Regions from separate parts of the Homo sapiens genome. Here all the other regions are linked to region 1. Evidence: chromatin loops called from intact Hi-C (ENCODE). Cell type or tissue: endothelial cell of umbilical vein. All regions are shown on one strand.

The links. Peaks named below come from ENCODE experiments on the same cell type or tissue, not always from the same donor. Only the 100,000 strongest peaks of a DNase experiment are listed, where the experiment ranks them.
Region 2: it touches region 1 in a loop (6-fold over the local background); 12 of 110 quality-filtered maps call a loop at or near these places.
Region 3: it touches region 1 in a loop (6-fold over the local background); 14 of 110 quality-filtered maps call a loop at or near these places.

The regions. Positions count from the first base shown.
Region 1 is chr6:25,134,058-25,142,057 of GRCh38, reverse strand. It overlaps LOC124901282 (a long non-coding RNA gene), which reads right to left. Exons shown (of 3, transcript XR_007059515.1): 3 at 6,867-7,404. It also overlaps the pseudogene CMAHP and the pseudogene NUP50P2. Among named protein-coding and RNA genes, the nearest start is that of CARMIL1, 140 kb to the left of the region's middle. RefSeq lists enhancers at 3,253-3,372, 3,483-3,712, 3,753-3,802. In endothelial cell of umbilical vein, no CTCF peak of the experiment used is centred here; DNase peaks (open chromatin) are centred at 3,157, 3,607 and 5,077; H3K4me3 peaks cover 1,075 bases; H3K27ac peaks cover 1,411 bases.
Region 2 is chr6:25,082,059-25,090,058 of GRCh38, reverse strand. It overlaps the pseudogene CMAHP. Among named protein-coding and RNA genes, the nearest start is that of RIPOR2, 150 kb to the right of the region's middle. In endothelial cell of umbilical vein, no CTCF peak of the experiment used is centred here; DNase peaks (open chromatin) are centred at 458, 1,398 and 4,048; H3K27ac peaks cover 4,036 bases.
Region 3 is chr6:25,189,829-25,197,828 of GRCh38, reverse strand. It overlaps the pseudogene RNY5P5. Among named protein-coding and RNA genes, the nearest start is that of CARMIL1, 86 kb to the left of the region's middle. In endothelial cell of umbilical vein, no CTCF peak of the experiment used is centred here; DNase peaks (open chromatin) are centred at 4,068 and 4,528; H3K27ac peaks cover 1,953 bases.

The DNA.
Region 1 (8,000 bases):
GTAGCTGGGACTACAGGTACCTGCCACCACACCTGGCTAATTTTTGTATTTCTAGTACAGACAGGGTTTCACCATGTAGGCCAGGTTGGTCTCGAACTCCTGACCTTAGGTGATCCGCTTGCCTTGGCCTCCCAAAGTGCTGGGATTACAGGTGTGAGCCACCACACCTGGCCAACACAATATTTTTTAAGGCCAAAATGAACGCACAAATTCCATGACAAACGAAATATCCAAAACTTAAAGACAGGATGTTATACTGCCACACTGCCATTACTTCTGAGGCAAAAAGGAAAAAGCGTGCCCCTGTATAAATGTATTTTAATGGTTATTTTCAAGAATATTAATGTATTTGAAAAAATATTGAAATGTTAAAAAGTAGGTGTATTAAAATTCATTTTAGTTTTTTTTTTTTTTTTTTCCAAAAATTGCATTCAAATGTATTTTACACTTTAGGCAGTTCTTAAGAAGGGAGAGTGCGGTTTTTTGACACTTAACATTTAAAGGTTTTATTGGCCACATTAATCTTTCTCACAAAAGTTTTAGGTTATCTATAAGTTCTTAGAATGTCAAAGAAGAGAAGAAAAACTGACTAACTTTAAGGGGCGGTGGAAGAAGCAGCAACTTGGCAATAATTCCGCAGCCAACTTCGCGTGTTCAGGCATCCTTTTTCTCCAGTAAAATTTTGTGCAACTCGTCTGCATCCTCGCTGGTTTTTACCCGAATCAACATGGTGACTGGCATGGTGGCATTCTTCTCGTCAATTGGTGGATTTGGAACACAGACGATAAGAACGTTATTCTTCCCTGTTCGCGTACATGGCATATTGGGTGGAATCAGAACATTCAGCAATATGTTGCCTAAATTGGTGTCTGCCCGCACCAAAAGCTGTGTCTTCTGATTTGCTGTAGGTTTTAAATGCAGAGTACCTATGCCTTTCTCTTTAAACTCATTGTCTTTCTTGTAAAACAGTTTACACTTTTTGGAGTAAAAAGCATCTTCTTTTACTTCGGTAACTACTACTTTGGGCGGCTCATCATTCTCTTCTTCATCTCCACCTTTGCATTCACCACTGTCACCTTCCGCTTGGCCCTCCAATGGTTTAGTGGGAAATGGTGAAGAGACTGGTTTACTCTGGGTAGTATCTTTGCCAAATAAACTGGAGTTTCCAGGGGAGAAAGAAAATCCAGTCAGGGGGACAGAGCTTAATGAGCCCAAAACAGAGCTATCAACTTTCTTGTCGAAATTAAATGAGGCACTTGTCGCTCCTAGTGATGATGGGTTCGTTTTCTTTTCAGATGCCACCTCCACCTTCTTGTCAGGTGTATCTTCAGTTTTGTTGCCATGAAACAAAAACGTTGACTCTTGCTGTAATTTTGTTGAGCCAAAAAGGGAAGGAGACTGTGTTTCAGCCGCCACTTTGTTAGATTCACTTTTAGAATTCCTGCCACTGTTCCCGTGTTGCTGTTCAATGTTTGCTAAATATTTCTCATAGTCCTTAAAGATAGGTGTCAGATCACAGAGGGGGTTTGTATTCACGTGCTTCACTATCCAATCCCGCACGGAGCAGTTCAAGGCGGCCAACTGCTTGTGATAGGCATTTCCGACACAAGCTTTACTGGAAGCAAGGCCAGAGGAGGAGGGCTGCTGAGTGTCCCCATTAGTTTTGGGATTTGAAACTTTATCAACCAAGGCGGTAGGGCCATTTGCAGCAAGAGAACCAAAGGCTACCTTGGGCTCTGCCGCTGCCTTTGCACTGGTGAAGGGAGGGGCACTGGTTATGTTGTTTCCATTCGACAGTCCTTCCAAAGGCTTCCCTCCAGCGCCACTACCAAATCCAGGAAAGCGTCCTCCTCCAGAAGGTACCACCAAACCTTTAAAACCTTTAAAGGCTCCTCCAGTGTCAGATTCGAATCCAACATTTCTGCGCTTTGCTTTCTTTATGGCTCTATTCTTCAAGACTTCCTCACTGGCCATGGAGAATGTTCCCACCTCTTAAGCTTCATCTTCTTGATCCCAATTCCTATCTGTCAGTTCCTTCTCGGCATTTCTTTTGGCCGTGTTTTCGAACCTCCTCGGCGGCCGCCGCTGCACTCGCTGGGTCTTGGGTGCGGCGAAACCCAGGGCGCAGCGGCGCAGGGGTCTGGAGCCCGCAGGGGTCGCCGGGCTGAGCGCGCTCGGCCGCTTCCGGTGCTGCGCTGCGGAACTCAGAGGACTTGGTGTTCGGCAAGCCCAGAGACTCAAACACCATGTCCATGGAGGGGGGGTCCTCACGCTGTGTTCAGCAGGGAGGCGAGAGCGCCGGTTCAGCCAGAGACCGCTGGGGGAACCGCGCCGAACACGCTCCGGGCGGCCATTTTGTAACTCGAATCTACCCCCAAAACCAATTCGAAAAAAGGCAATTCATTTTAGTTTTAATGTTTTATAGCAAAACAAGAATTTGCTACAGTTTTATTTTTCTGATTTTGATAGAAGCAAATTCATTGATATCTTTAAAAATACTTTGGGGAAAAGCTAATCATTTAAACAATACACAGAAAAGCATGTATATAGGTGCACATATTTTTTTCTTTTGCCTTCTGCTCCAATGTGACTTTCACGTGGAACTGAGGACAAAAGTGTGGTTGAGTGAACCTGTTCTACATGGTTGTGATATAAGTTGAAATCTAACAGAGAACTTTGGCTATATGAATTCATTCAATGGAACAACAAAAATCTAGAGAGGTTTGCCTTTTAAACTCTTAGACTAATTATTCCAGGAATTGCCTCAGTGCTTATGTTAGCTTGGTGTCAGATATCTGTACTCGTAAGAACAAAGTCAAAAGAGAAGTCATGAAATTTAGAATGGCTTCTTCCTGTCAAATACATTTAGAACATATTTTTGGAATAATTTCAAGTCCATTGGGAACACAATTACTAGGAATTTGGGACAGAGGTGACAATGAGAATCTGCTTTGAGAAAGTAGATCATAATATTACAGAGCTATGCCTTCATCAGTTTAAAATTGGAAGTGGTTTCTCTGTTATTTTCTACCCTGGAGTGTTCTTAAAATTATTTTTATCTCCTTTAAGAAATTTGCAGCGCTTCTAAAAATGAAACTGAAAGTGCCACAAATATGCTTGTGCTCCAAATCAGTTTTAAGTTAACATGCAAAGAGAATTTTGGCTACTTTTTGTTTGGAGTCAAATATAAAACTAAACAACATGTGCCCAGATTTCCTACCATGGATTTGCAAAAGCTATTTTGAAACCTTTCTTGGCAGAAATCATATTCTGTTATGATTCAGTGTTGCACTGTAAACAGAGTGTTTAGAAATTGGGGTTTGAGAAGTGTAACGGCTAGTTTCCTTAAAAGAAAAAAAAGATTCAAATGCTTGGTTTGCGGCTGGAGCTTTTTGTAAATTAATCAAATTGAGTGCAGTGGGAGGGGTGATTCATTAAGTAGAGAGCTAGTGAAGACATATCCTGTGAAAGGCAGTGGGCTAAGTGGTAGGGGGAGAAGGAAGATACAGAGTGCTTTCAAAAGTGCCTAAATGTAAGTCAACAGGGCAGTGTGCCAATTACAGTGTTATAATGTTCTACAGAAGAGGGATGTACACCAAGAATGCCAGCCTGGACCTCTGGTGTGTCTTGGAAGACTTAACCAGGAAGGGGACGATTCGTTTCTATTTGACCCAAGACTGATGCTGCGTGGTGAAGGAGAGGAACTGCGTTCCAGGCAGAGGAAGTCCAGATGCGCAAGAGCAGAGATGGGAGGGACAGCACAGTGGCTTCTCAGAATTGAATATGGTGTTAGACTTCTAAAAGAGCTGTGGTAGAGGGAGAAAACTGTCAAAGGAAATCAGTAACTGTTAAAGGAAAATACCTTAAACGTCCTGTTTTCAGGCTGACTAATGCCTTAGGGGAGCAAATGAGCAACAGAAACGATATGAGCAACTGCTGTTCTTTCAAAATACCCAGGCAGAGGAACCGGCAGACGATGGGCAGGCAAGTAAGAGGGCTATTAGTTCCCTAGAAAAGTGGAGAGGCATATTTAACAAGTAAGAAGTATATTTACATTCATATCAGGGTGGGGAGAAATGCATCCTCAGGTAGCCACTAAACCTGGGTACTTGGAACGCAAGGGGCTTACAAAATATTTTAGGGAAAAGGGGTTTTGAGCTGTCAGTTTGAAATGATTGTCTCTTAAAACCTAACATTATTAACCTTCCCCCTCAAAATGTTTGCCTTTTCATAGCATCGAACAAACAACTGAGATCCTGTTGTGCCTATCACCTGTTGAAGTTGCCAGTCTTAAGGAAGGAATCAATTTCTTTCGCAATAAGAGCACTGGCAAAGACTACGTCTTGTACAAGAATAAGAGCCGACTGAGGGCATGCAAGAATATGTGCAAGCACCAAGGAGGCCTGTTCATAAAAGATATCGAGGATTTAGCCGGAAGGTACCAAGAGTCCTTTGCTTTCTCTCACTGGTGACCTTTCTTGCAATTAGATTTGGCAGGAAATGTGTTCATCTAGAAATTTTAAATGAACCAATAAGCAAATTACTTCCCCTAGAAAATTTTACTCTTGCGTGTTTAGGCCATTTCTCTGATCTAAAAGTTGTATGTTCTATTTAATTTTCCTCTCTCTTATAAGAACTCTAATTTAAAATTTATTCCTGACTTGATAAATAGTAAAACCTCTCTGGGGTATGTGTGTGTGTGTGTGTGTGTGTGTGTGTGTGTGTGTGTGTGTGTGTGTTTGGGTGTGCATAGGTAAAGCACACATTTACCTGGTTTGGTATTCAAAGACCCAAGCCTCCTATGGGTCTCCTTCCTCTCTCTCCCATAAGTGTGTGTGTGTGTGTGTGTGTGCATGCTCCTGTGTGTGTGCATGTGTGTATAGGAGGGCTCTTTTCCAAAGCCTGCTGGACAGCAGATAGAATTTTCCCGGGAGGCTAGTTGTGATTACTAAACAAAAATAGCAGGGCCCCGACTGTTCCTGCCCTGAACAGTGACTCTTCTGACCATTTCCTAGAACTGATATTGTTGCCAACTTCCCTCCCATCCCCTCCCCTCCTCTACTGTCCCTTCCCCTTCTCTCCCTTCTGTATAGATCACCTCTCCCCAGTGCAGCAGCAATACCAGGACAGGATTGTTTTGTTAGTTTTTTTCTCAATGACTGCCAAAGAAATAGCAACATGGCCTGGCAGAGTCAGATAGCGCTCTTGGGCATGTGTTTTGTCAGTCTAATTCTCAACACCAGTAACTCTGTGAGTGTTTACCCCACCTTTCAAGCTTTGCTTTAGCCTAATTTGCCCTATGTGGCTTTAGTCACTTGGTATTAGGCTTTTTTCTTCCACTGTGTTGTCAATCTTATTTCTCAGGTCATTTAGGGGTAGTTTAGTGCTGGTGCATTCAGAATAAGAGCTGAGTAGTTGTCCACGAGTTACCTGTTACCCAAATCTAGAATGCTGTCTAACGTTCACACAGATTTACTTTGCTCTGTACCTAGTATCAAGGCCCAGCCCCTCATGTTATTTGATTTTTAAATGCTAACTAACCACTATGAATCCTGAAGACCTGACACAGGTCTCAGTTAATTTAGAAAGTTTATTTTGCCAAGGTTGAAGACGTGCACCCAGGACACAGCCTCAGGAGGTCCTGACAACATGTGCCCAAGGTGGTCAGAGCACAGTTTGGTTTTATACATTTTAGGGAGATATAAGACATCAATCAACACATGTAAGATGAACATTAGTTCGGTCTGGAAAGGTGCAGGGAGGGGGCTTCCAGGTCATAGGTAGATAAGAGACAAATGGTTGCATTTTTTTTGAGTTTCTAATTAGCCTCTCCACAGAAGGCAATGATATATGCATTTATCTTGGTGAGCAGAGGGATAACTTTGAACAGAATGGGAGGCAGGTTTACCCTAAGCAGTTCCCCACTTGAAGTTTTCCTTTAGTTTAGTGATTTGAGGGGCCCAAAATACTTTCACATTTCCCCCCTTTTCTTTTTAAAAATCTGTTGGAGAACGCATTTTAGAAGAAAATGAGTCTCTGGCCTCAGGTTTCGTCTGATCTCTCATGGCTAGGATGGTTTATTCCTAGATAGGTAGGTCCTGAGTTATTAGGAAAGCTCCTTTTTAGAAGGTTGTGAAGTCTCATGTCCTGTGAAGAGAAAATAGGGGGAGGACAACAACAAACAAAAGAACAATTCTGGAAAATAGATATATGCCACATTACTCTGAAGTCCATACATCAGTAGGCAGGTATGAAAGTGGCTTATGTATGTAAATAGGTCGCTGCTATTTTCTTCTGAAGCTCAAGTTGTTTAGCTTCATTTCACAGGGCTTTATGAAAGCACATCTTAGTTTCCAGTGACTCCAAATTTGGAAAAATGGAGGAAAAAAAGAAGGAAAAAAATTGAAAACATTATTTTGAAGACATGTAGCTAAGAAAAATTAGAATTCAGTCCAAACTGTAGAAAATAATAAAAATTGAAAAACATTACACAAGACTAGAATCTAACAATAGATGTACTATAGTTTTTGAAACATAATTTTTCTCTCTCCCCTTTCCCATTTTTATGAAAGACAAATCATGGCAGGACTGGTTTTCCTTATTATACTTGGCCTAATTCTTTGTATACAGTGCAGCAAGAATAATTATTTTTTATATAAGCTTTTAAATTGGCTTTGATGGAACTTTTTCCACAGAAGGAATCTCAGAGAAGACTTTTTTAAAGCACAGCCCAGCCATGGATTTGTACCATGAAATACCTATGAGTTGGGTGAATTCCTCTCCTTTTGAGCTCCTAACAAAAACCTGGGGCTCCTGGGCCTGTCAGTAAGTGACCTTTTTTACTTACCACAGGTCAGGAACCCTGTACAGGGACTGTGGAGACAAAGGTATGAGGCTAGTTTTTCCAAGGGACTTTTTATTGGCTCCATAAGTCAAGTTTAATTCTTTAAAGGAAAGCACACTATTTCAGTCAAAGCCTTGGTAAAATAACCAGTTTCTTCAAATGTGTGCTGTTACAAATGAAAACAGATTCTTATTGCACTTATGCAAATAACTGTATTGTCATAAGTAAAGAATACTCACAAATAGATTCCAAATTCTGTAGAAATCAGGTAGTTTTAAAAACAAATATGCTCCAAATTTTGTTCAAAGGAGTATACTCCATTGTTAAAAAGCTGTAAATAGCTTAAAAGTTTCTTGATTTTGAAAAACAAATTATCAGCAACATTTTAAGCAAAAAGTTAAAAAAGATTACTTCAAACTTCTATTAGTTTAGTCCATGCAGTTAATTCTTGTTCTGCTTGATATTCATGAACATTTCAGCTCTCCATGAGTCCTCGAAGTTTTTTCTCTATTTTGATGTCACAGTCTCCAGAGCTATCAGAAACATGCATTCAAGAACACCTGTTAAGAGTTTTATAGCTGATTATAAAACTACCTCTGAAAAGGACCAAAAAAAGATGACAATTGTCTGTGAATAATGAAAAGTTTTAGGGCAGCCATAGTCAGACATTCTGTTACCTCTGTAGCACACAATAATTTAACATAAAAATTATAATTATTACTGATAACATACAGTGTGTCATATCAGAATAATAGGAGTTTCCCATAATTTTGGAATACATACCAATAACATATTTATACAAATACAGCCCAAAGAAAACCAAACACCATTTCATATTGGACAATGCTTCCTGTATAATTTTCATACCAAAAAAGCCAAATATGTCACTTTTGGACTTTAGGGAACCCATTAATACCATCTTAAAGGACTAATTAGTTCAGAAAAAGACATAATGTATAATTTGATTTCAGAAAGTTTGTCAAATATCAAAGGTTTTAAACACTTAATATCACAAAATAGGATTACAGGTCATTGTAAAATAAGTCATTCATTTAGCCAAAGTGATAAGGATTTCAAAACAAAAGGGCAAAAACCTTCATTCTTTGAGAGAGAAGACTTAATTTTCTAAACATTAAGCCCTAATAAAAAAACAGCA
Region 2 (8,000 bases), 52 kb after region 1:
TGATGCCTGCTCTGCACATGGTACTGTTATACTGTGGCTTGAGGGCTTTTATCTCCCAGGATTTTAGGGAGAGTTCTATATGCTGAGGTTTGGTTAAAGAGGTTATGCCTATGTGTGGAAGAGCTCCTTTTCTTGCTACCCGGAGACTTCTCATATTGCCTCCCTCCTGCCACCTTTTTGGAGGTATTAATTGCCTTTCAAACTCATCATTTCTATCACACTAACTCTCCATTCTTAAATGCATGGCTCCTGTAGCTCTCCATCCTCCTGCTCCGACCTGGAAGGGCTCCTCTCTAGCTCTGCTGCAAATCTGCTACCTTTCACTGCCTCCAGACCCCACCCATGCCTTTCCCTTCCTTGCTTCACTTCTATGTGGGACTTTCTGCTTAACTGTCTCCTGCCTCATGGTGTGTAAGTAAGTTTCAGCATGTAATTCTGGGTGACTAATCATTTTCCATAGACACCGGAAGGCATTGCTCCTTTGGCTTCCAGTTATAGACAAGGTTGCTCTAAAGAAAACTTATGCTAGCTTGATCCTCCTTTCTTTGTGGGTGACTTTTAAGAATTACAGGATTAGTCCATATTTACTGATAAAAAGACTTTTTTCAGCTGATTTGGGGCTCTTATGTATAGGTGTAGGATCTGTCATCCAGTAGGCTCTACTTACAGAGGGCTCGCACACTGGTGCAAGGCACATCTCATAAACTGGTGAAGCTGGGGCAGACTGCATCAAGTAGAATGCGGGATGAGAAGGGGGCAGGCCTGCTGAGCTCCGGCTGATCTGAAATTTCCAGAGAACTTGGAAATCTGGATTTTCATGTGAAATACCCAAAGTTATAAATGTAGAAAGCTGAGTCAATGTTCTTAAAGAGTTATAGACTACATGAAATGAGAGCTAGGCTGTATTTGGCCAAAGGATCATCAGTATGCTTTAAGCTGTGAAGGTGAGGAGAGAAGCCAGCTAGGGGACCCCCGAGTGCAAAAATGTGGAGGCTCTTGCTTTCAGCATCACAAACACACTACCTGCCCTTGTTCTCCCCCTACCCCAAAATTGATTCTATGTATTGAGAGAACTGTAGAAATATATTTGACCTGGGAGCCATATATAGGGGTAGAGAAGGGGCCAGCTATCTCATGGACATAACTTTTGTGCTTGCCCTCCTGTCATCCGCAGTACCTACTTCTCTTCCCTCCACATCTGAACACCCCTCCATGTACTGTCTGGGATTGTACAGCCTCTGCCCTGCATCTTCGGTTTCCACTTGTCTGCATGCTTTCTAGATTCACGTAATTAGTTGAATTCTCCTGTCAATGAATCACTTCCTTTTCTTTTCAATGTGGCAGTTTATTCCTGTATAATTGCTTTGCAACATTTTAGTTGGATCTGGAAATGCAGAGGAGATAGGTTATGCACGCAATTTGTCCGTCATTGTGAACCAATAGTCTTCTCCTTAGCCCAGTGACAGTACCTCCTTGTTTTCCTGAATATTCTTTTGCATTCTTTTGGAGTTCCTCTTTCCCCAGCCACTGCTTAAGTCTCTTGTTTCCTTCCAGGACTCTGTGTTCATTCCACTGTTCTTCCCAAGTCTCTTCCTGGGTAAACTCACCTGCTAACATCACTTCTCTGTTAATGACTCCAAAAATAATCCATATGTCCAGCCCAGAGCGCTCTCTGGCTACCTCCAGTGCTGTCAAGCTTTGGGTTCTTAATAGTCAACTGCCTGCTAGATATAATTGTCTGAATTTCTGAATGCTTAATACATAATTTTCAACTTGTTCAAAGTTCAATTCCTCATCTTCCTTCTTTAAAATGTTCTTTTTCCTTTTTCTATCTGATCGTTGGTAATATCATTCCCCAAGTCAGTCAAGCTAGAAACAAATGAGTAATCTTTGGTTCTTCCCTTTTCCTTACATCCCCAAATCTAATCAGTCATCTAGACCTTTCCATTTTACACCCCAAATATTTCTTAAATCTACTTCCAATTCTCCTGTGTGCTTCTCTCCCAGCTAAAAGGCCAAAAAAGGCCATTTACCCTGCATTGGGAGGAACCAGGTCCTGGTACTGCATCTTAGCCAGGCCGACCTTAACCTGACCAAATTGTAGAATCATGTTTCTAAACCTCTATTAGCAAAACTCTGCCCTATGTTTGTAACCTCAGTTCACGATGGATATAATTGTTTTATACAAATGGTGCAAAAAAGAGAAATAGATCTAAAAATGCCAAACTTCCAATCATTCTGTGTCATTTAATAGCCTGTCACTTATGGAAAGTTTGCCTCTACTGATATTAGCATGATATTTACCGGGAGAAAATTTGTTGCAGACACTGAAAGGGCTCCTCTAAACTCTAACATTGGTGCCGATGGATTGTTAAAACTATGTGCAACCAAGGATAACTTCTCTTTATTTTCTTTATATAAGTTATCTCATTTTTTTCTCTCAACAGTCTCATAATAGAGAAACGGAGGCTTAGCAAGCTTAAGGTCACATAATTAGTAAGTGCAGGGCTGAGACTCAAGACCATCTCTGCTTGTCTCCTAATCCTGTGCTGCTTTGGCTCTTCAACAGTTTAAAAGTTGGGATTCTTTAAGGATAAGGATCTTGACCACTTGATTTAAAGTAATCCTGTTCTATGACAGGCCAGAAACTATAGACTGTTGTGAGCTTCCAGGCTCTGCTTTGCCTCTGAATGTTCAGGTGGAGACTTGAACACTCGGCTTTTAGAATGACGATAACAGCAAAGATTTCTTGAGTGCTTACTATGTGCCAGGCTTTAAGTATTTTATATACATCCTCACAACAATCCTATGAGGCATGTTCTATTATTGTCTTCATTTTATAGATGAGAAAGCCAAGGCACAGAACGGTGACCAAGATCACACAGCTAGAGTCTGGATTTGAACCCATGAATCTGCAGTTTGTGCTCTCAGTCAGATGCTCCCCCTGCTCTTAATCCATTTCCTGTTTTCCTTCTTTCGAGTCCTGCTGCACTTAGCATCTTTCCTTTTCTCCTCAGCCTGTGATATCTGCTCCCAGAGACTCTTCTCCTTGGCTCTCCGTGCCTCTGCCATCATGGGCAGCTGCTCCTCCCAGGGACAGGAGGGATCCATACTCTGCTTCCTGGGTTGCCCCTGCTAGTGGTTCCATGTCTATTTCAGATCCATAGCCGGGTGGATGTCATCAGACACGTGGTGAAGAATGGTCTACTCTGGGATGAGTTGTATATAGGATTCCAAACACGGCTCCAGCGGGATCCTGACATATACCATCACCTGTAAGTCTGGAAGCACCTGGCGCCCCCAGGCCATTGCTGAGGACGCTGTGGATATGCATAAGCAGTCAGTGACTGCCGAAGCCCCCAGATTCTGACTAATGTGTGAGATTCCACCATTAGAGCTTCATTCCTTTGTTAGTTTGTTAAAAAGCAAATCTGGTTAGGAAGGTATAACATTAAAGAGTCATTTATACATTCATGTGAATGTGTTATTGCACCCTTCTGGAAGTGGGTTTTGGTATAAGAAAGAGAAATACATTATAAGAGGGAAAGGGTATGTTTGCCAAGACAAGAATGAGTATTTGTGTGGCAAAGACATGGTCATTGAATTAGTGAATTCCTGCATCACATTTTTGTCTGTGCTCACCTCTGAGCAAGAATTTGGTGGGCTAGTTGGTTTAAGGGAATGGCCCACTGAGTTTCTGTCTGCCTGCACTTCAAAACTGTTTAAGTCTTTAGGATCATATCTAGAATATTTGCACTGAAATTCAGAAAGGGCAATTTGCCATTTTTATATTTGCAAAATAATCACCAAAGGAAAGAGTACTTTTTCTCATTACCACAGATCCTCTGAAAAAAATGCAGAAATTTAATTTTAAAATTCTAATTATTTAAAATGTATAAGCAAAAGTTTGTACTCTGAGCTTGCAAGCAGAGGCATTTATTAAAATTTCTTTTTTACTTATTTCCTTTTGAATGTTTTTAAATGATATGAAAAAGCTTAAGAATGTGGAGCTATGTAAAATAAAAAGGAAGTAACCCCACCAAGCACCTCTCAGGAAACCCTGTTTCCTGCCCTTCCCTCCACCCACTCTTATGGTAAGCTTTGATAATAGCTCAGTGTGTATCCTCCCAGGCCTGTTTCTGGACATAGCAACATTTCTCTACATATATTTGTTTTCAATAAGATGTCCCACATAGTTGGTAGTGAGGGAGTGTTATTGTTGCCGTTGTTTTTATTTTTTTTTAATTTTGGCAAAGCACACACCACCTTTGGGATGTTGCTATTGTTTTTAAATGAAATCCTAGTACAGATATTCTGCAACTTGCATTTTTTACTCATCAATATATTTTAGATAGCCTTCCACATTGGGACATCCAGGTCAACCTCAAATCTTTTAACAGCTGTAAGACATTCCAAGTTTTTTTCATTTTCAACGGATCATATACGTAACTCTTGTTCTAGAAAGAAAGGAATCTGGCAACTTTTGAGGGGATCTTGGGGATTTTTTTTTTCTTAAGAAAATAATTCCATCTTAGAAATCGCTAAACTCTATCTTGTTCTATTGTGTTTTGGTAACAAGGGTCACAAATATAAGATGTCATCATAAATATTGGGAAGCAGTCACAGTCCACTTTATCTTGTTGCTCTGAAAATGGGATTTGTGAATTTACTAAACATTCTTCTGGTTATAAAAATAATACATATCCACTGTCAAAAATTTGAAAAAATATTTTTAAATGAAAAAACTACAAATAATCCCACTACCCAGAAATAATAATTGATATTTTGGTGTCTAGCTAATCTTTCTTTTTTTGCTTCCAAGCACATATACCATACATACTTTTCTACCTGTGTGTTTATCAACGCGATTTTCCACAGTATTGTATTTTCCTACATCATTTTTAATGCCTGCTTACCTGATACCACATACCTATATTAGCACTTTATTTAACCTCTTTGACCTGTAAGTCATTTCTAACTTTTCACTATTTGAAACAATGGCAAATAATCATGTGGATGTGTCTTGCACACATTCATAGTGACTTCTGTAAGTTAAATTCCTAGGAGCGGGGCTGCTGGATTCTATGAATACAGCGTCTAGGCTTTTAGTGCCCTCTGCCAAATCGTTCTTCGGGAAGCCAGTTCACCTTTCCAAAAATAATGTATGAGAGAATACATTTACCTGTACCTTCACTAATACTAGATTCTGTTGCTTTTGTGTACAAGATATAGATCTAGATTTTCACATATAAGGATTCCTTAAAGCAAGGAACATCATAGTACAATAAAAATAAGACAAAATCTCGTTCAAGGAGCTGTCTGTATTCAACACCCTGAAAGTTCTGAGCTACATCAACAGCTGGAACAGTACAGAAACACTATCTCTCAGGGAGGACAGAGTACCAGGTACCAAATAGATCCTGGCAAAGGAACAGGCATGGAAGTTTCCAGAGCACATTCCCATGCTTTATCTCTCTTACAGGTTTTGGAATCATTTTCAAATAAAACTCCCCCTCACACCACCCAACTGGAAGTCATTCCTGATGTGCTGTGAGCAGAATGGGCCTGTGATTTTGCAAGTAAGGAATATCCTGTGGGTTTGGGAGCTGTCCTACCGTGCATCCCGTGACACTCTCTTTGACACCTAAATTAAGCAGACGCGTTGCCTGACAGAAACCCGACTTTTGCGGGACTGAGAACAGCTAACATTACAAGACCATTCAAGTGTTTTAAAAAGTAAATAGGCTAGGCGTGGTGGCTCACGCCTGTAATCCCAGCACTTCAGGAGGCCGAGGCTGGTGGATCACCTGAGGTCAGAAGTTTGAGACCTGCCTGGCCAACATGGTGAAACCACGTCTCTACTAAAAATACAAAAATTAGCCAGGCATGGTGGTGCTTGCCTATAATCACAGCTACTCAAGAGGCTGAGGCAGGAGAATTGCTTGAACAAGGGAGGCAGAGGTTGTAGTGAGCCGAGATTATGCCATTGCACTCCAGCCTGGGAGACGAGCAAAAGTCCATCTCCCCACCCCCACCATCAGAAAAAAAAGTAAATCAGTAGTGCATCCAGTCCAGAGTCCATAGAACCTTTGGCCTGGTTGAGGTAAACATACAGCCAATAAGTAAACAAAACCAAAATCGTCCAGGTTGTGAGTGTTTAAAACATAATCCTGAGTACACGAGGGAAAGCAGCAACAAAAACTGAAGAGAGACAAACTAAAAACCGAGGGTGAGATGGAAAGCAGCAGCTCCTCATTTCCAATAGACCTCTCTCCTCTTTTGGACTAATGACGATGAACTTGCCTGGCACAAATCAGATTTGACATTCCTTTCCTGCAGCCTGAGATATGATTTTATTAAGTGAATTATAAAACCTGTCTCAGCTGGGCTCAGTGGCTCATGCCTGTAATCCCAGCACTTGGGAGGCTGAGGTGGGCAGATCACTTGAGGTCAGGAGTTTGAGACCAGCCTGGCCAACATGGTGAAACCCCATCTCTACTAAAAATACAAAAATTAGCCAGGTATGGTGGTGGGTGCCTGTAGTCCAAGGTACTTGGGAAGCTGAGGCATGAGAATCGCTTGAGCCAGGGAGACGGAGGTTGCAGTGAGCCAAGACTGTGCCACTGCACTCCAGCCTGGGCCACAGAGGGAAACTCTTGTCTAAAAAAAAACCTGTCTCCTCATGCTTCTGATTGAAGGGACCACATAATATGACTGCAAAGACAGTAAACTCCTTGACTCATGCATTTATTTATTCCTCAAACAGGTATCCCATCCCATTGTGTTATAATAATCTATTAATTGTTTTTCCCAGTAGATACTGAGATTCTTAAAAATAGGAACTGTCACCTGGGTAGACCTAGTGCCTAGCACAGTGCTGAGCACACGTATGGTTTTATTCCTAATATGAATTCAAGGAAGGAAGGTACAAGTGAATTTCTCTTTCCCATTGTCAGCATGAGTCGCCTCTTAAAATAGGCTTCAATGTCTTTAGCAGTAAAATTAAGGTTTGAATTAGAATATCTTTTACATACTTTCCAGTTGTAAAGTTACTTGTTCCATATTCTAATCTAGCATAAAGCACTGGGCTAGAACTTCTAAGTTATAATTATAAGCTAGAAGGGATGCTAAGGAAATCCACATGCAACTTTATTACAAGGTAGACTCTCATGAGCACTGTATTTGTTGTACAAACTGATTGTCGGGAATACTGAGGAAAGAAGGATTGCATGTGAGGTTTTGAGATGACCAGGAAGAACGTTGTAGAGAGATAGCATTTGAGGAGTAAGGGGTAGGGGATTGGCTTAAAGATTGGGAAAAGTTTTAAACAAGCTAAAACAGAGAGAGAGGAAGAATATCCCAGACAGAGAGAGTGGGTGAGGTTAAAAGGTGGAAAAATACAAGGTGAATTCATGCAATGGCAAGTCTTCCTCATATGGCACCGAAGTAAGGGAAACCAGGAAAGGGGCAGGAGTGGGAACTGGGAGAATAAGGAGAGTTAAGAGGGCTCAATGCAGATGCTGAGCAGGTTTAGCCATTGTGAAAAAGCAACAGGAATAAAAGCTAAGGAGGCAGCAGCTAGAGCAATAAGTCCAAGGTCTTAGAGATAGAGCAGTTTTGAAGGAAGACAAATTAAAGGTGTTTCTGTATAAGTGGGTGAATGAAGCAGAGCAGAGATGAAGGCAATAGAAATTAAGAGATCACTGTGTGCATTTGGACATTGCTGTCTCAAGGAGACTTGGAGTCCGACCTTTTGAGTTAAAACTCCAGCTCTGTCACCTACCATATGACCTTGGACAAATTATTGGATCTCTTTGTGTTCCAGATTTCCATCTGTAAAATGAATGTAATAGCACTTACCTCACAGGGTTATGTCATAGTATAAGGCATGTCTAGAAAAGTGACATGCCATGGTAAGTGAACAATAGATGTTGACCATATCAGCCCCATGAAATAAACAGGAATACCATGTGGCCCACAGTCAGTTGGTAAATCCTTAA
Region 3 (8,000 bases), 56 kb before region 1:
GGGTACTTAAGATAATTGAGTATCTTTGTGGATTATTCAATCACAGAAATTTAAAACAAATTTTAGAACAGAGAAAAATTTGCCCAACATATTTGTTAAACTTTCCTGTCAGGGGATTACATCAAAGCACGTTCATCTCCTCAAACATATTGCTAATTTTTACTCAAATATGAAGTGGTATCTGAAATTATGTCAGTCTCTGAGGTTGTAATTGTAGGTGTGCAACTTCAGTAATTTCCAAACCCAAAGAGGCACACATCTAACTCATAATGGCTATAACAAATGTGTACATAAGGAAGAAATACAGCCCTTTATGTTTATAAGTAAAACATGGATAAATATTACCAGAACTTAACTGAGTTTTTAAATTTTTTTAATTTCATAAGTGTAGTCAGTCTTCGACTCCTCTGTTTTTATCATTTTCAGTAGAGATAGAATTGCAAACAAGGAAAGAATTCTATGGACTATACAAGTTGGTCTAGTGCTTTGGGCAATAAGCTAATCCTCAAATTGCTTAACTCTGAGCATACTATGACATTCATCAGATAGCATATCTTAAATTGACGCTGTGAAACACACCTTGGGTGTGGGTGCTTGGTTGTATAAAGTTCTGTATTTCATGTAAAAAGCATGGGGTAAAAAGTTATCACCCTAATAGTGAGGCTAGAATTTCTCAAGTATGGCAAATTAACATGCGAGGAACAGTATTTTCTGAGTGATCAGGCACATGGCTCGTTTCTTTTGAAACCTGCCATTCTAAGTACAAGTCATTGACTTGGAAATGGATATCAAAGAGAAGGTCATAATAGTGATGAAGAAGTTTACACTCAAATCTTTTTAAAAAACCTTCAACCAGTTACTGAAAATGAAACAAAATATCAAAGGTCTTCCTCTGCATGGGCAATCAAATAGGCACTGCTATCATCATGGGGAAACTGTTTCTTTGTGATATTTTGTGTCTAAACTTTTTTGTAAGATGCTCTGAAAAGTGAAGAAAGGGATAAGAACTACAATGTCTTTGGCCAAGAAAAGTAGATTTGAAAGGGCTGTCTGGCCTATAAGTGGACGACACTAGGGCTCTGGAGGAAAATTGTTATTTACTGAAAAGAAATAACATTGAGTGGCTTCACCATGTTTACTATGAAAACAGACTGGAGGCTGCTGATGTAATTATATTTTCATTGTGCACTTGACTCCTTATAATTGTTTGGAGGCTGTACAGAAAAGAGTTGGCATAACAGGCCCAAGTGCTATTCTTTGACAGGCTTGATTATAAGGCTGGCATCTGCGAACTTAGGTTGTGGGAGGGTTCCTGTGATTAACTGGTAGAGTGTACCAGTTAGAGGTACAATAGCTTAGTACCTAAGCTATTTGAACAAACAATGTGGTTATACTGAACACGTGATTTTCTTCTGGAAATTTAAAGTTTGGGTATGTGCCAATCAGAGGATGCCTACATAACTAGCCCCCAATAAAATCCCTGAGTGCTGAGTCTCTCCTGGTTGGTAATATTTCACATGTGTGCTTTCAACTTGTTGTCAGGGGAATTACGCACATCCCACGTAACTCTGTTGGGAGAGGACTCTGGAAACTCATGCCTAGTTTCCCCCTTGCTTTGCCCCATGTGGCTTTTTTCCTTTGCTGATTCTGCCTTATATCATTTCACTGCAATAAGTCATGGATGTGAGTATGACTATGGGCCGAATCCCTCAAACAAATCATGGGACCCTGCATGGTCTTGGGAACTCCTTACACAGTGGCTCTAAAGAGAAATATGAGAGGATTATGGCCTTGGATTTTGGAATATTGCTTTTTTTGTACATTTGTTATATTTAGTAGGGTAGAGTCAGTATGCTATAGAGCAAACTTGTCTAATCTGTGGCCCACAGGCCGCAGGCGGCCCAGGACAGCTTTGAATATGGCTCAAGACAAATTCATAAACTTTCTTAAAACATTATGACATTATGAGCTTTTCTTGCAATTTTTTTTTTGTTTTAGCTCATCAGCTACTATTAGTATTTGTGTATTTTATGTGTGGCCCAAGGCAATTCTTATGTTGTGGCCCAGGAAAGCCAAGAAATTGGACACCTGTGCATAAAGGGTGAAGTTGTGGGCCATGGCATGAAAGAGACCAAGGTTTGAATCCTAGCTGTGACTTAAGCAAGTGACTTTGACACTCTAAGCTTCAGTTTCCTTACATGTAAAATGTAGACAGTGGTATTTATTCTGGAGATTAAATGGGATAAAGCTTACGTCTGTGTCTGTCATATAGTCATAGTTCAATATTGTGAATTGAGGAAGACTATTGAGGTGTATCTTCAAATATTCTGCCAATTGATAACATTGTATCTGTGGTAGAGTCAATTCCAAATTATTTTTGATATTGGAGAAAGATTGAAGAAAGAAGGAAAATCATTTATATAATACTTTAAATTTACATAATATTTCATCATAGAAGTATCTTTTTTCACATTATAAAGCTAATATACACTTATAATAAAAGCATTTAAATGATACAAAAATGTAAAAAGTAGAAAGTGTAATTCCTCCAGAATTTTACATCCTCCCTCCAAGATTTGGTGGTTATTCTTTGAGATTTCTTTCTGTGTATCTAGAAACATTGTTTTTAGGCAAAAATAGATCACATTATTCATACTATTTAATTTTTTATTCACCAATATATCGAGGCATTTGGCATTTTCACGTTGTTACGGATAGAGTGACCTCATTATTTTTAAATGTGGCATAGTTTCGTATAGTTTGGGCATAGGGTAGTCTGTTTAGCCAAGCTCCTTGGTGGACCTTTGAGTTAGTTCCAATCTGAAGTCACCATAAACAATATTACAGTAAATAAACTCTACATTTTAGAAAACAGTTGCTACTTTCTCTATTCTTTGAGAAGAAATAATAATAGCATTTTTAAAAAGGCCTGGATAGTTGTTCTTAATGAAGTTGCAAGATATGCTTATTTAACCTGAAGACATGGGCTGAGGGATGCTGAATCACTTCAATACTTGCAACTATGGCAGCTTCAGGACAGAGATGAGCTTAGACTACCAACCAAAGAAAACTAAAATGAAAAAACTGTGTTCAGTGTACACTGCTCAGGTGATGGGTGTGCCAAAATCTCAGAAATCACCACTAAAGAACATATTCACGTCACCAAACACCACCTGTTCCCCAAAGAGCTATTGAAATAAATAGGGTGGGCGTAGGTGGCTCAAGCCTGTAATCTTAGCACTTTGGGAAGCCGACGTGGTTGGATCACTTGAGGTCAGGAGTTTAAGACCAGCCTGACCAACATGTTGAAACCCTCTCTCTACTAAAAATACAAATATTAGCTGGGCGTGGTGGTGTACGCCTGTAATCCCAGCTACTCAGGTCGTTGGGACATGAGAATCACTTGAACTCAGAGGCTGTGCACTCCAGCGCAACTGCACTCCAGCCTGGGTGATAGAGGAAGATGCTATCTCAAAAAAAAAAAATGGAAAGAAAAAGCTGTGTTCAAACTTCAAACTGAGACTATAAAAGTTTGGGCAGTTACTGTAATCTCCTTAAAAATTTGGCCAGAATGTACAGACCACATTTGGATCCTGATTTGATCCAGAAATAGATGAGACAATTGGGAAAACTTGACCATAGACTTGATATTTGAGGATAGGAAATAATTTTTAATAAATGTATTAGGTTTGGTAGTGATATTATGGTTATCGTTCTTCAGAGTCTTTGTATTTTAGAGAAACATAATAAAATATTGCAGGATAAAATCATATGTCTGGGGTTGGCTTTAGAATCATCCAACTAAGGAGAACAAAATTGTGTGAGGTTGCATGCATGGATGTAAGGGTGTGTGGGCAGAGATGAATTGTTGAAGCTGGCTCAAGGAGTTTCATTATATAATACTCTCAACATTTGTATATTGTGAAAATTTTCATAATAAGTTGAAAAGCAAGGAAAAAAACAACTTAGTTTCAACGGCTAATTGTTTCTACTGGGGTGGAGAGAAGTAATGAAAATGCCAGAGGGAAAAGGGTGTTTTTTTTTCAGGGCTGACTAATCTTAGTAATGGATTTTCACTCCTGGCCTTAGTCCAGGGGTGCAGAGCTTTGGATTCTTAAGGTCGCTGACTCATCAGAAGAAAATAAAACGAGGACATAAGTTTTTAATCTTAAAAATTTAAAAAAAATTGTTTTTAAGACACCGAGAGCACTAACTTTGAAAATTTAAGAAATTAAGAGAGAAATCACAGGATTTGAATCACTAAGTAATTGTGATAATAAGTTGATGTCTTTGAGTAAAAAAACGTTTTTTTTTCTTTCTTTTTTTTTTTTTTTTTGGCTGCTTGGCATTCACTATCTCTTTCTAATAGCACTGCCAGTTTCCAAACACATCCGCTCTATCATGTACAGCCTTCATGGGAGAGGAAATCCAGTGGTCTGCCTCTTACTTCATAAGCTCCTTCTTCTCATGACCTGGCCAAGGGAGGTCACTGAGATTTTCACAAAAGGTTTACCCTAGCAGTGACCTCCTTGACCAGACTGTTCCTGCTGGGAAACCAATCCTTTGGCTCCCACTTTCTAGTCCTTAGAGCTACCCTGGATCCTGCCAATCTCCAAGGCCCGTTCTCTTAGCTTGCCTACATGATTCTCATTGATACCAAGTTTCTTACGCTAACCTGTCTTTTGCTGGAAGTAGCCAGAGTTGGATTTTTGCCATTAGTGAGCAAAAAGTTTATTCCTCTGTTGTGAGTTAAGGTCAATTAAACGCTACTAGAGAAAGAGGCTGTCAGCCAGAAAGAGGAATAGAATGATTAAGGGAGCAGCTGGAGAAAGAGCAAAGAAGGGGTTTGTGGGAGCAAAATTCAGCAGAAAGCTATAATAGATGAGGCACTGGAGAAAGACAGTAAGACCATTTGTTTTTGCCTATCCTTTCTCTGCTTCTTAACAAGAACCAGATTCCCCTCCACCACCTTACCCCAATTCCTGCCAAAGATCTCTGTTGCTCTTCTTCAGATCCTACCCCTCCCACTCAAAGCTGCAAACTGTCCAGGGCCAATCAGTAGCTTCACAGGCGCATTCTATCCCTGTACTTCCCCACCCAGCCAACCAGGAGCCTCATCTCGGCTAACTTGCCATGTACCCCAACCCTGCCAACTCCCTGCCCAACAGGGAGGGGCTGAATTTCCATCACTCTTGGCACATTTATCCACACTATCTGCTGTTATCTTAGACCTGCTTTGCCCCTTTTTGTCTCTGATAATCATCATAGGTTGAAATTCTCTGAGGATGACCTGAATAGAAAATTAAAACTTGTATCTTTTCACAGAAACTCTTTTGTTTTAGAACTAGTCAAGGGTGGTTTTTGGAGGAGACAATGTCAGTCAACTTAACAATAACCCACAACCTTTGAACCAACTCAGAAATGCCCTTTCAAAAATATAGCATAGGTCTTTAATGTAATTTCTTTTTAAGTAAACATGAATTTAAACAGCCAAGCAAATGTAGACCCTATTAAAATAATGTCCTCAGAGGCTACCAGGTTATTCTAACTATGCTGCCGTTTCTTCTCATATTTTTGAAACTCATTTCTGGTCATTTCTTTTAGCATCTAAAGCCTGATTTTTCTCATTCAATGAATATGTTCTGAGTGTCTAGCATGTTACAAACTTTGGGCCAGGGACTGGTGAAGAAGAGGTTATGGTTTTTAAACTCCGAGTCTCAGAAAGGGCACAGATACAAAAGCACTTATAAAAAGCAAGAGATCCAGATAATGAATTTCTAAATAATCAAGTGCTGTTAGGACTGTCTACAGTTTGAAGGAAATTCTTTACAGCATCCAAAAGTAAGCAAATTGACTTTTTTTTTTTTTTTTTTTTTTGGAGACAGAGTCTTACTCTGTTGCCCAGGCTGGAGTGCAGTGGCATGATCTCAGCTCACTGGGACTACAGGTGTGTGCCACCACATCTGGCTAATTTTTTTGTGTGTTTTTAGTAGAAACAGGGCTTCACCATGTTGGCCAGGCTGCTCCTGAACTCCTGACATCAAGTGATCCACTTGCCTGGCCTCCCAAAGTGCCAGGATTACAGATATGAGCCGCCGCACCCGGCCTCAAATTGACATCTATCCTCTAGCACCTAGATTGTGGTTTCCAGACACATTTTCCAGCAAGAAGAACCAAAACTTTTAGGAGAAATAGCTGATTCAAGGTGTTGGACACAAAATATACACGAAGAACATGGAATATCTTGTTATATGAGAGGCAAGGAAATATCAAATACTATTGGGGTCATCTCAAAATGACTCACAAGGGCCAGCTTGAAAACCTTCCTACTTACCACTTCGCACCTGTTAGAGCAGCTATTATCAACAAGATGAAAGATAATAATGTTGGTGAGGATATAGAAGAAAGGGAACCCTTAAATTGCTGGTGAAAGTATAAAATAGCACTGCTGCTATGGAAAACACTATGAAGTTTCCCCCCAAAATTTAAAATAGAACTATCATATGACCCAGTAATCCCATTAATGGGTATATATCCAAAGGAATTGAAGTGAGTGTGTCAGAGATATTTGAAAAGAGAATATCTGCACTCCCATGTTTATTGCAGCATTAATCACAATAGCCAAGATACGGAATCAACCTCAATCTATCGTGAATAAAAGGATAAGGAAAATGTGTATATACACACAATGGAATACTATTCAGCCTTAAAAAAAGAAGGAAATGCTGTCATTTGTGACAACATAGATGAAACTAGAGCACATTATATTAAATGAAATAAGCCAGCACAAAAAGACAAATACTGCATGATCGCATTTATATGTATGTCTTAGTCTGTTTGATATTGGTATAATAAAATATCACAGACTGGTAATTTTTCAACAGGAATGTATTTCTCATAGTTCTGGAGGCTGGGAAGTTCAAGAAAAAGACACTGGCAGGTTTGATACATGGTGAGGACCCAATCTCTGCTTCCAAATTGGCAACTAGTTGCTGCATCCTTTGGAGGGGAAGAACACTGTCCTCACATGGCAGAAGAGCATAGGAGCAAGAGGACTCTCCCTTCAACCTTGAGCCCTTTTAAGTGTGCGAATTCCATTCATGAGGGTAGAGCCCTCATGACTGAATCACCTTCCAAAGGCCACAGCTCTTAATACTTTTGCATGGGGATTAAGTTTCAACATGAGTTTTGGAGGGAATACCATCTTTCAACATAGCAATTGTAAGATTTAAAAAAGTCAAATTCATCAAGGCAGAAAGTAGAGTGATGGTTACCAAAGGCTGGGAGATGGGCGAATTGGGAAGATGTTAGTCAAAGGATACAAAATTTCAGTTGGACAGGAGGAATAAATTCAAGAAATCTATTGTCCATTGTGTTCACTATAGTTAACATATTGTATACTTGAAAATTGCTGAGATCAAATTTTAAGTGTTCTCACCACAAAAAAAGTATGTGAGGTAACATATATGTTAATTAGCTCTATTCAGCCATTCCACAATGTATGCATATATCATAACATCATGTATACTCTAAATATACACACTTTATTTGCCAGTTAAAAAATAGGCTTCTCACTGACCAAAATGGGATGATATGAGCACTAATACAAGTAATGAGTGGATTCAAACTCATCAAATATGTTTAACGCAATGTGTTCATAATGTAACTAAAATTAGAGGGTCCTAGGAAACCAACTCCTTATTTTGAAAAATAATTAAAGAAAAATATTATGTATTCTTTTCTTTGCAAACTGTACAACTGGGTAAGCAAGTTGTAGGTAAAGGGAAATTTATCTTACCAAAGGATTATAGTTAATGTATGAAAAAGAAGTGATGGAGTTTTGCCCTTTTGCAAGCCCCTGATGAAATGATAAATCATAGAATTGAACATTAATGGTTGGTAACATCAAACACAAAAAGACAGAATCTGACATCCTGGTCATCCTGATAAATGCCAAACTACCATTTGGCTGCCTCTAGGGACAGATGTTAGAGATGGAG